Linked DNA regions of Homo sapiens: region 1 is linked to region 2. A link is a contact called in ENCODE Hi-C or POLR2A ChIA-PET data. All regions are on one chromosome and are shown on one strand. The core of a region is the stretch at or near the end of the contact, and the rest is flanking DNA. Distances in the headings are between cores, read along the strand shown.

Region 1 (5,363 bases), core at 417-2,916, 190 kb before region 2:
TGTCCCAGCCGCCCTGGATCGTTCCAATGGCAGCTGCCACCTGAGCCCCCAGCAACTTTTTTCAATCTAAGGATTTATTCCACAGACCTGATTTGCCCAGTGGGGCCCTAGGTGGGCCCCCAGCTCAGTTCTGTGATCTGGGACCCCAGGGCCCTGTAAGCTATAAATCCACTTGAGGCTAGATCCAGGAGAGAAAAGAGGGAGGACTGGCAGCTGAAGACTCCCTGGGACCCAAGCCTCGGTGTGGGGAAGAGGAGAAAACACAGCTCAGTACCCTCAGCCTGGGGCCCAAGGTCGGGTAAGAAGGCACAAAGGAACTGCAGTGAGGTCCGACTCCACTCAAGATCCTTCAGGGAGTCCTCAAGGGCTGGGGCGTGAGGAGGTAGCTAAATTCCACTGCCCACCTTTCCAACAAGGCCTCCTCAATCTCAATTCCCTTTTCAGCAGCTCCAGGCAAGTCCGGGCAAACTCTAGCCCAGGGCTCTTAGCGAGGCTGGACAGCTCCCGGCCTGCACGCCGGATTTCTGGAGAGCCCGAGCCCCTTCCCTGAGCCCATCCTTCTCCTCTCCCGGGGCGTGATCCCACCACGACCACAGCCGATGAGCCGTTCAAGCTGGGAGAAGGAGCGAGAAGGCTGCAGCGGCGCAGGTCAGATACCCCTGGGCCCAACGTCCACCCCCAACTAGCGCCCTTGCCAGCAGCGTTTTCCCCGGAGCCACAGTCTCCACCTCGAGATCTTCTCCTTCTGGAACCCCGGAGCGCGGCCGGGTACCAGGGGCTCGCGTAGGACTGTAGAACCGCTGCCGCCCGCCGTCCCAGCCCCAGCTGCCCGCGCGGTACTCACCTGGGCCTCAGTGCCCGGGAGAAGGTGTGCCCGCGCGAGGCGTGAAGCCAGAGTCCGTCCGACTCCGCCCGCACCGGACGCGCTCTCAGGGCAGAGGAGGTCGGCGGAGTTGTGACGCTGGGACTAGAGGAAGGAGAAGGAAAGCCGAGACGGGCCGGGCAGACGCGCCGAGGAGCGCCCAGTGCACGCTGGCAGCCGCGGGAGGCGAGGCGGGCGCGGTGAGCAGTCGCGCCGGAACCGAGCCGCGAATCCGCGCCGCCTCGCGCTCGCAGCCGCCAGGACCCGCGGGAATCCTGGTCCGCCGGCAGCGGTACTGAGGAGGGAGGGGCGCGGGGCTGAGCCGCTTCTCGGAGCCCGAGCGCCTCCCGGAGCCGGCAATCCCTGCTGCCCGGGCGGGATGCGGGCGGGAATTCAGCTCGCGTGGAATGTGGGACCGGCCGGGCTCGGAGTCTCCAGCGCTGGGGGAAAGCGGGGCCCACACAGCCAGGACGAGAGGGGGTGCGGTCCCAGGGCCACCCCCGCGCCACTCCCCACGTGGCGGCCGCGCCCCCGGGGCGTGAGTGTGTACGCGGACGGTAGGGGGGCCGTGAATGAAGCCCCAGCGGCCAATCAGCACGGCCGGCGCGCGGGACCCCGGGAGCGACGCCCAATGGAGAGCTCTGGGCGGCCGGGCAGGGTGGCGGGCGGGCGCGCGGGGCGGGGGCCGGGCAGGGGAGGCGGGAGGCAGCTCCGCGGGCAGCCAATGGGCGGCGGGCGGGGTGGGGCTCCGGAGCGCCGAGCGGGTCGGGGCTTTAAGCCGGCGGAGCGAGGCGGCGGGGCCCGCAGACGGAGCGGAGCGGCGGCGGCGGCGCGGCGCAGGGCGCGGGGCGGCATGGCCACCACCGCGCAGTACCTGCCGCGGGGCCCCGGTGGCGGAGCCGGGGGCACCGGGCCGCTTATGCACCCGGACGCCGCGGCGGCGGCGGCGGCGGCGGCGGCCGCGGAGCGATTGCATGCAGGGGCCGCGTACCGCGAAGTGCAGAAGCTGATGCACCACGAGTGGCTGGGCGCGGGCGCGGGCCACCCCGTGGGCCTAGCGCACCCCCAGTGGCTACCCACGGGAGGAGGCGGCGGCGGCGATTGGGCCGGCGGCCCGCACCTAGAACACGGCAAGGCAGGCGGCGGCGGCACCGGCCGAGCCGACGACGGCGGCGGCGGCGGAGGTTTCCACGCGCGCCTGGTGCACCAGGGGGCGGCCCACGCGGGCGCGGCATGGGCGCAGGGCAGCACAGCGCACCACTTGGGCCCGGCCATGTCGCCCTCGCCCGGGGCCAGCGGGGGCCACCAGCCCCAGCCGCTCGGGCTGTACGCGCAGGCGGCCTACCCGGGGGGCGGCGGCGGCGGCCTGGCCGGGATGCTGGCGGCGGGCGGTGGCGGCGCGGGGCCGGGCCTGCACCACGCGCTGCACGAGGATGGCCACGAGGCGCAGCTGGAGCCGTCGCCGCCGCCGCATCTGGGCGCCCACGGACACGCACACGGACATGCACACGCGGGCGGCCTGCACGCGGCGGCGGCGCACCTGCACCCGGGCGCGGGCGGCGGCGGCTCATCGGTGGGCGAGCACTCGGACGAGGATGCGCCCAGCTCGGACGACCTGGAGCAGTTCGCCAAGCAGTTCAAGCAGCGGCGCATCAAGCTGGGCTTTACGCAGGCCGACGTGGGGCTGGCGCTGGGCACGCTCTACGGTAACGTGTTCTCGCAGACCACCATCTGCCGCTTCGAGGCCCTGCAGCTGAGCTTCAAGAACATGTGCAAGCTCAAGCCGCTGCTCAACAAGTGGCTGGAGGAGACCGACTCGTCCAGCGGCAGCCCCACCAACCTGGACAAGATCGCGGCGCAGGGCCGCAAGCGCAAGAAGCGCACGTCCATCGAGGTGGGGGTCAAAGGCGCGCTCGAGAGCCACTTTCTCAAGTGCCCCAAGCCCTCGGCGCACGAGATCACCGGCTTGGCAGACAGCCTGCAGCTGGAGAAGGAGGTGGTGCGCGTCTGGTTCTGCAACCGGCGGCAGAAGGAGAAGCGCATGACCCCTGCGGCCGGCGCGGGCCACCCGCCCATGGACGATGTATACGCGCCTGGGGAGCTAGGGCCTGGCGGGGGCGGCGCATCGCCACCCTCCGCGCCCCCACCGCCCCCGCCGGCGGCGCTGCACCACCACCACCACCACACACTGCCCGGCTCAGTGCAGTGACCCCGCGGGCCGGGCCCCCGCCGGCGCGCTGCAGGGCGCGGGCGCGCAGCCCGCCCGCGCGGCCTGGACTCTTTTTGTTCGGTTGCTTTGGATTTTACAAAAAAAAAAAAAAGCCCAGAAACTTTCGAACAAAACCAAACACCCGGACGACCCTCTCCGGTGAGCGGCGAAGACAGCCCGGTAGGCTGCGTCGCCCGAGCCCCGGGAGAGAGGAGCGAAGATCCGGAACTCGCCAACTCACCCCGGGCATCCTGCCCGCCGCCTGCTCTCTGCCCCCATCCCCTCGACGACCCCCGCCCCTGCCCCCCCGGGCTGTTCGGGGCCGGATCCCGGCAGCGGCCTCCCCAAAGCGACAGGTAACGCAGTGCGGGGTTAGGGATTCCCCGGGAGAGAGGACGAAGCGAGGAGAGTTCTCCATCCCCTCTCCCCGCGTGGACTCCTGAGCCTGCGGGTCCAGGGTGGGGGGCTGTCACTTTATTCGCTACACGCCTCTTCTCTCCTATAAGGATGCGCCCCACCCCGCTTTCCCCTTTCTCCGGGCTTGGTTTTTTACGGTTTTTATTTATTCGTGGAGCCTCTCGGCTCCTGGGGTCCTTCTAACTCCGCCCGCGCCCTTAATTTAAATCGCAGTATACTGTATTTATCGGGGCCCCGGAGGGGAGGTCGCGAGAGCCGCGTCTGTGTATAAAAGCAGGAAATAGCCAAAGCTTTAATCTAGCCTAATTTATTTTTCCCCTTATATTTCCCTACCCTACCCTCCCCCCAAAAAAAAGCAAAAAAAAAAAAAAAAAACTAACAAAAAAAATTCGAGTGTTCATTTTTCGTTTCGTTTCATCCGAGCCCCGGCTTGGTTCCCGGCCACGCCGGAGGGGTCTGCGCTCCCACACACCCAGACGGGAAGGGGCTTCTGCCCTGCTGCAGACCGACCGCCGCATAGCGCGGCCCCTGCTCCCCGCGGGGCCCTGCCCTCCTGGCCACACCAAACGAAACTTGGAAAAGTTAGAGAGATTGTTTTTTAACCAGCTGTAGAAATAAGCCGTTCCCTGAGAACCCTCCGCCTGATTCCCTGCAGCTTCCCTCTGCTCCCTTTCCAGCCCGCCGGGATGCGGGATGCCAGGGGAGGCCGGGAGAGAAATTCCCCAAGTTTGGGGTGAGGTGGGAACCATGTAAATATGTGAGATATGTACACACTGGCGGGGAGAAGAAACATTTTGTGCTTGGTTTTTATTTTTGGTTTTCCGGGTTACCCTTCCTTCCTACCCTAAAGGATTTTGTACACTGACTAATCCGAAAAAGATATTTTAATATGATTTCCGAATTTCTGACCCATCTCTATTTATTTTCTGGATGTGTTTGGAGCTTCCCCCTTCTCCGTTTCTTCTTCTGTTTGTTAAGGTTTGAATTTAAATTTTGTTATTTTATTTTTATTATTTTTTGAAACAATGTTTCGGTGCATTCTCTTTGTATCTTTATTGAAAAAAAAATAATGTAGACTGGGAAGTTCCCTTTATATTTATGTTATAGTAAATATTTTATTACTCACATAAACATGTACCCCAGGGCTGTGTCCTGTCCTTTTTACTGCTAGGGCTGGGTGGGTTTTTGGGGTGAAGCGATGGGATCCCCTGCTTCACCTCCCTGAAGTTCTGATCTCACCAGGAGAGATCTTGGAGGAAGATGACCCTGCAGACCTTCCAGGTGGATATCAGGACATGGGCAACAGTTGGGCCCCTGCCTCAGATGCATCAGTTTAGGGAAGATGAAGCTGCCTCGTGTCCCCCTGTCGTAGACAGACTCTCCTAGACCAAACCAGGGCCCGGGACAGTGAGCCAAAGACACCACATGGAATTCGGATCAGCCATTGTTCATGCACAACTCGACTGCTCTTCTCCACCAAGAAAGAAGCCCACCTCGGCCTGGGTCACCAGCCTAGAATCTATAATCCCCCACCTGACACCTCAACCCCCAACTTTCATTTCACCTTGCACTCTATATGAGAGGTCTGAGCCAACTTTACCATTCCCAGTCCTAGGGCACCTGGAAGCCTGGTGAGGCCCCACCATCCTACTCCAGCAGGCTCTCCACCCAAACTCAAATGGTGCCCAAGCCCCCCTGGATGCACTGGGAGTTCTAACAGCTTAGACAGACGTGGCTTTCATGGTCCTACGTGAGCTGGGTCAGCCTAGGGAGGGAGCCCTGCCAATTTGCTTGGGCAAAGCCGGTCTTATGTCTCTGCAAACAAACCGCTGCCCCAGCTTCTGTTGGGGAGAAGTGGAGGCACGGGTAACTGTG
Region 2 (5,103 bases), core at 46-2,545:
CATCACTGTACGCCAGCCCGGGTGAGAGAGGGAGACCCCGTCTCTAAAAATAAAATGTAAAATCACTGAAAAAATGAGTGTTCGGTGAAACAAGTGGGATTTTCTGGGCCAGCAAGTCTTCCAAACTGTATATGATGCATCCTGTCTCCATGTGTAATATATTTTAATGATAAATGTATTTTTAACAGTGGCGGTTGTGTATGTTTTTATGTCTTAAGAGATGGCAGTTCGCTGCAGCTGGATTTTGTGGCTCAAGCCTTGGGGCCAAAGAGACATATTCCTGGCAGTCTGGTGGGTACCAGTCACTATTCACATACTTCCAGCAAGAAATGGTTATGGCACTGACCTGAACCCCTTGACCCCTGGTCTGGTCTTTGGAGTTGTCCCACTCTGAATATTCGAGAGAAGCAGCTTATGGTTAAAACAGGCAGTGGCAGCTGGGAGGATCTAACAGCTAGATCCTCCAGGCATTTGGAAAGGACAGGGGCATAACGAAGGCAGAATCGCTTCCTGGGTACGAATGCCCACTACTTCTGGGCACTGTGAAATGGGTTTAAGACGCGGGCCAGCAGGACAATGTGAACGGTGAAAGGAAGGGAGTGGCCGGTAGGTGGCGCTAACTGGCCCGGGCATGAGTCCCGCCGTAGCCGCGTCCTCTTGCAGGGGAAGAAAGTTGGGACCGCCAGCCTGGGCAAGCGCGTGAGAAGGGAGCTGGGGGTCCTAGGCAAGCGCGTGAGAAGGGGAAGAGGCGGCGGCGTCCTCTCCAGCTGGGCTTAGAATACTCTTAGTTCTGCCTTTGGGGTCTTGTCTTCCTTTCTGGGCCTCCTGCCTGTGTTAACTTTGATGGGTGCTGAAGGGAAGGCCGGGGTCCCGGCAGGAGAAACCCGGGAACGTCGCGGCCGTCCAGGCTCCCCTGGCGGGTTGGAGCCAGGGTTCTGACTGCCAACTGTGGTCCTTCCCGCTGCGGCTGTGGCTGCCAGGGCGAGGGCGGTCAGCGCAAACCTGGCTGAGGACATTTCGGATTCTTCCTTGGGGATTCGTTCCCTTCTCCTTGACTCCGGTGCCGCGAGGGCGACACCCTCCGGGCCCCGCGTGGCCACCCCGGGCGCTTCCCCACGCGGATGAACCCACCTCCTGGGCGCCTTCCCCTCGGTGCCCCGCTCGCCAATTGGAGGCTGCAGCTCAGCCCCCTGACAACCTGAGCCAACCAGAGGCGCCAGGGAGGGGCGGATCCTCTGTCCCCACCTTCCTCCGGAAAGAGGAAGCGGAAGTGACGTTAGGGGAAGGTGGGGGCAATCATGGTGCCGCTGGGGAGGGGAGAAGCTGCTGCTGCCGCCGTTGCCGGGAGCCGCGGAGGTAAAAGGCGAAACTAGACTCGGCCTGGGCTTGGGACTTACCGGGAGGCGCGGGACTTAGGCTCCCTCCTGAAGCATTTCCCAATAGAGACCTCAGTTTGGTCACCATAGGGACCCCACCCCTTCTCCGTTTCCATGGGGATGGGTATCCAGCCCCCCTTCCCTGTTTCCATGGAGACCCGGACCCTGCCCCTCTCCTCCTTGCTTGGAGACCCCCAGCTTGTCTTCGGATTTTTCTGTGTAGCCCTGTGCTGGGGGCTATCCCAGACAGGTTCCTTTTCCCAGCCTCCTCTCAAGGGGGCTCTGTTCGCACTCCTCGTTGGCTACCCTCAAACCTCCTGGTCTTGTTTGTTTCGGACAGTTGGTCTCCGCGTTGCCGCCGAGGGTGCCGGGGCAGCCCACTGGGGCCCTCGGTGCTCTTCTCTCTCTGCTCAGATGCAGCGAAATGTACATCTGTGGGGTTGCGTAAGCCAGAGCTAGGGGTCGGGCCGGTACCTCCCGGATCCAATCCTTTGGCCTGTCTCTGGTAACTGTCTAGCCATCCCACTAAGTAAAGGCTCACTTTCTAACCCAGAGCAGAAGAGAAAGATAAAGCGCAAAGCCAGACTGAAAACTAAAAGGGATGTGCTGATTATTTTAAAATTCTCTATTCTGCCTGCCAAACCCACATTTGTAGAGCCTGTGTTTGCAGATGAAGGAAGAATCACTATTCCAGAACATGAAAGCTTCAAATGTGGTATTTTTCTCAAGAGAATGTATCTTCCCAAGATAGTATATCTTCACGAGAGAGTAGGTAGCCATGTCTTTCAGTCATTTAGCTGACATTTCCTGAACTCTTATCATAGTATCAGTGTACTATGCTAGGAGCTGTAGAAACAAAAATAATAAGACTCAATTGATTCAGGGACGAGAGCCCACCACAGAACCATAACTTCTTGTTGACACCATATTGTTTTAGGACATAAATAGATACAGTGATCTTCGTTGTTTGTGCCTGATTGAGGAATAGCCCTTCCACCCAGAAGGTTGAAACATCTGTTCTAGGTAGGGGGGAAGGAATTCATACTTGTTCCTCTACTATTTACCAAACATTGTGCTTTACATATGTTGCCTCTTTTATTTCTTATAAAAACTTTGAGAGAACAGGAATTACTGGTCCCACCTTGCACGTAAGAAAAATGAGGCACAGAAAAGTTACCCATGTAGTAAAAGGCAAAGACAGGATTTGTAGGTAGATGACTCTGCCTCCAAAGCCTTGCTCCTTCTACCATAAACTGCATGAAACCATTTACTGCCTCGTGGTCTGATTTGGAGGATATTTGAATGGATGGAGTTTCCCTTAAGATTTGTAGCAACTCAGCCTTTCAGCAGCTGCTGTTCTGTTTGCTCTTTTGTCCCCTTTAAATATTTTGACCAAGTTTCAAATTGTTTGACAGGCGTATTCAGAAGGTCTTATGAACTTATTCAGTTTTTGAAAAGCATTGCTTTTCTTTCTTTTTCTTTTTTTTTTTTTTTTATTAGAGATGGGGGTCTCACTATGTTGACCAGGCTGATCTCAAACTCCTGGCCTCAAGCGATCCTCCCATCTTAGCCTCCCAAAGTGTTGGGATTACAGGTGTGAGCCACCACGCCCAGTCGGCATTGCTTTTCTTTAAAAATGACTTGATGGTTTTAAAGTTAAAATAAAAAAATTATTCCCAAGGATGGTTTTTCATTTGCTTTGGCTTGCTCTTTAAGTGAGAGGGAAAATGAGCCTTGTGGTTGCTGAGGAGGTCCGTCGGTCTTGTGGTATGACTCTAACTCTGGCTTTGTTCTGTTGCAGACAAGTCATTACGTTTTCATTTCTCACAACTGGGCTGAGCACAACTGAACCATGGGGGAACACAGTCCAGACAACAACATCATCTACTTTGAGGCAGAGGAAGATGAGCTGACCCCCGATGATAAAATGCTCAGGTTTGTGGATAAAAACGGACTGGTGCCTTCCTCATCTGGAACTGTTTATGATAGGACCACTGTTCTTATTGAGCAGGACCCTGGCACTTTGGAGGATGAAGATGACGACGGACAGTGCGGAGAACACTTGCCTTTTCTAGTAGGGGGTGAAGAGGGCTTTCACCTGATAGATCATGAAGCAATGTCCCAGGGTTATGTGCAGCACATTATCTCACCAGATCAGATTCATTTGACAATAAACCCTGGTTCCACACCCATGCCAAGAAATATTGAAGGTGCAACCCTCACTCTGCAGTCGGAATGTCCGGAAACAAAACGTAAAGAAGTAAGTAAAGCAGTCAGTGAGGGCCTAGTTTGGTTTTGGGGCAAGTCCTTACAAAATTCTTGGTGCAAATTTTAGCTGGGGAGTAAAGGAGTGCATGGGGTTAGGACTTAAGTAGTTTTGCTATCAACAACATATGCCTCAGGTTTTGTTGTGATTGCTTCTGGAACTTTTGGTTTGTATAGCCACATTGAAATTTGGGAATATCAAATTGTAATTTCTCGAATTTCCTTCCCCAAATCATAAATAAAACAGAAATTTCACTTAAGTAGACCCATGTTTCTGGTGCTAAAATAACTATTTAGCTTATCTACAGGGAAATAACTGGAGTTTGCTTATTTGATGAAGAAATAACTATATTTGGCTTATCTCCTGGTTGTGTTTAAATGATTTGTTTTAGAGATGAGTATCTGCTGGAATATGTTTTATTATCTTAGTGAATGTTTAATGAACTTTTATTTCACAGTGGCACACGCCTGTAATCCCAGCACTTTGGGAGGCTGAGGCGGGTGGATCATTTGAGGTCAGGAGTTCGAGAGCAGCCTGGCCAACATGGTGAAACCCTGTCTCTGCTAAAAATACAAAAATTAGCCAGGCTTGGTGGCACATGGCTGTAATCCCAGCTACTCAGGAGGCTGAGGCAGGAGAATCACTTGGACCCGGGAGGCAGAGGTTGCAGTGAGCCGAGATCATGCCACTGTACTCCAGCCTGGGCGATAGAGTGAGACTCCATCTAAAAAAAAAAAAAAAAAAAGAAAGAAATTCAGGCTGGGCACAGTGGCTCATGCCTGTAATCCTAACACTTTCTGTAATCCCAGCACTTTGGGAGGCCGAGGCAGGTGGATCACCTGAGGTTAAGAGCACCCTGGCCAACATGGTGAAACTCCATCTGTACTAAAAATAGAAAAATTAGCCAGGCATAGTGGCGGGTGCCTGTAATCCCAGCTATTTGGGAAGCTGAGGCAGGGGAATTACTTGAATCTGGGAGGTGGAGGTGGCAGGGAGCCAAGATCGTGCCACTGCACTCCAGGCTGGATGAGAGAGAGAGACTCAGTCTCAAAAAAAAAAAAAAAAAAAAAAAAAGGAAATTCAGGCAAGAGACAGTAAATGAGAGCAGGTTATCTAAAATAAGTTTTCATTTTCATGTTTAGCTAATGTGAGTAAGCTAATGCATGTCAGGATGTTTTGAAAACTGTAAAGCATTTTACAAATTATATTAGTGGTTATTATTAGCAGAATAAAAGTTCTGGTTTAAAGGTAGTGATATACATTATCTAGGAACTATTTTTTTTTTTGAGATGGAGTTTCACTCTTGTTGCCTAAGCTGGAGTGCAGTGGTGCGATCTTGGCTCACTGCAACCTCTGCCTCCTGGGTTCTAGCAATTCTCCTGCCTCAGCCTCCTGAGTAGCTGGGATTACAGGCACGCACCACCATGCCCAGCTAATTTTTTGAATTTTTAGTAGAAATGA

The links. Hi-C counts contacts between places; a loop is a spot of excess contacts on that map. ChIA-PET counts read pairs that join two places held with the same protein, here RNA polymerase II (POLR2A). Pooled maps may share reads with other maps.
Region 1: a pooled map shows a loop between it and region 2 (5-fold over the local background). The contact joins the promoter of POU3F1 here to the promoter of MTF1 in region 2. A Hi-C loop is called at or near these places in 7 of 50 pooled maps. POLR2A ChIA-PET finds 5 or more read pairs at or near these places in 5 of 52 experiments (AG04449, H1, activated B cell and 2 more).

Annotation. Positions count from the first base shown.
Region 1 is chr1:38,043,096-38,048,458 of GRCh38, reverse strand. POU3F1 (POU class 3 homeobox 1) reads left to right here and starts at 1,666. Exons shown (of 1, transcript NM_002699.4): 1 at 1,666-4,630. The coding sequence starts at 1,716. The coding sequence ends at 3,071. MIR3659HG (MIR3659 host gene) reads right to left here and starts at 1,325. Exons shown (of 5, transcript NR_168386.1): 1 at 845-1,325. RefSeq lists enhancers at 362-862, 863-1,363 and a silencer at 1,276-1,605.
Region 2 is chr1:37,855,784-37,860,886 of GRCh38, reverse strand. MTF1 (metal regulatory transcription factor 1) reads left to right here and starts at 1,295. Exons shown (of 11, transcript NM_005955.3): 1 at 1,295-1,356; 2 at 3,178-3,636. The coding sequence starts at 3,229. INPP5B (inositol polyphosphate-5-phosphatase B) reads left to right here. Exons shown (of 24, transcript NM_005540.3): 24 at 1-190. RefSeq lists a silencer at 1,029-1,358.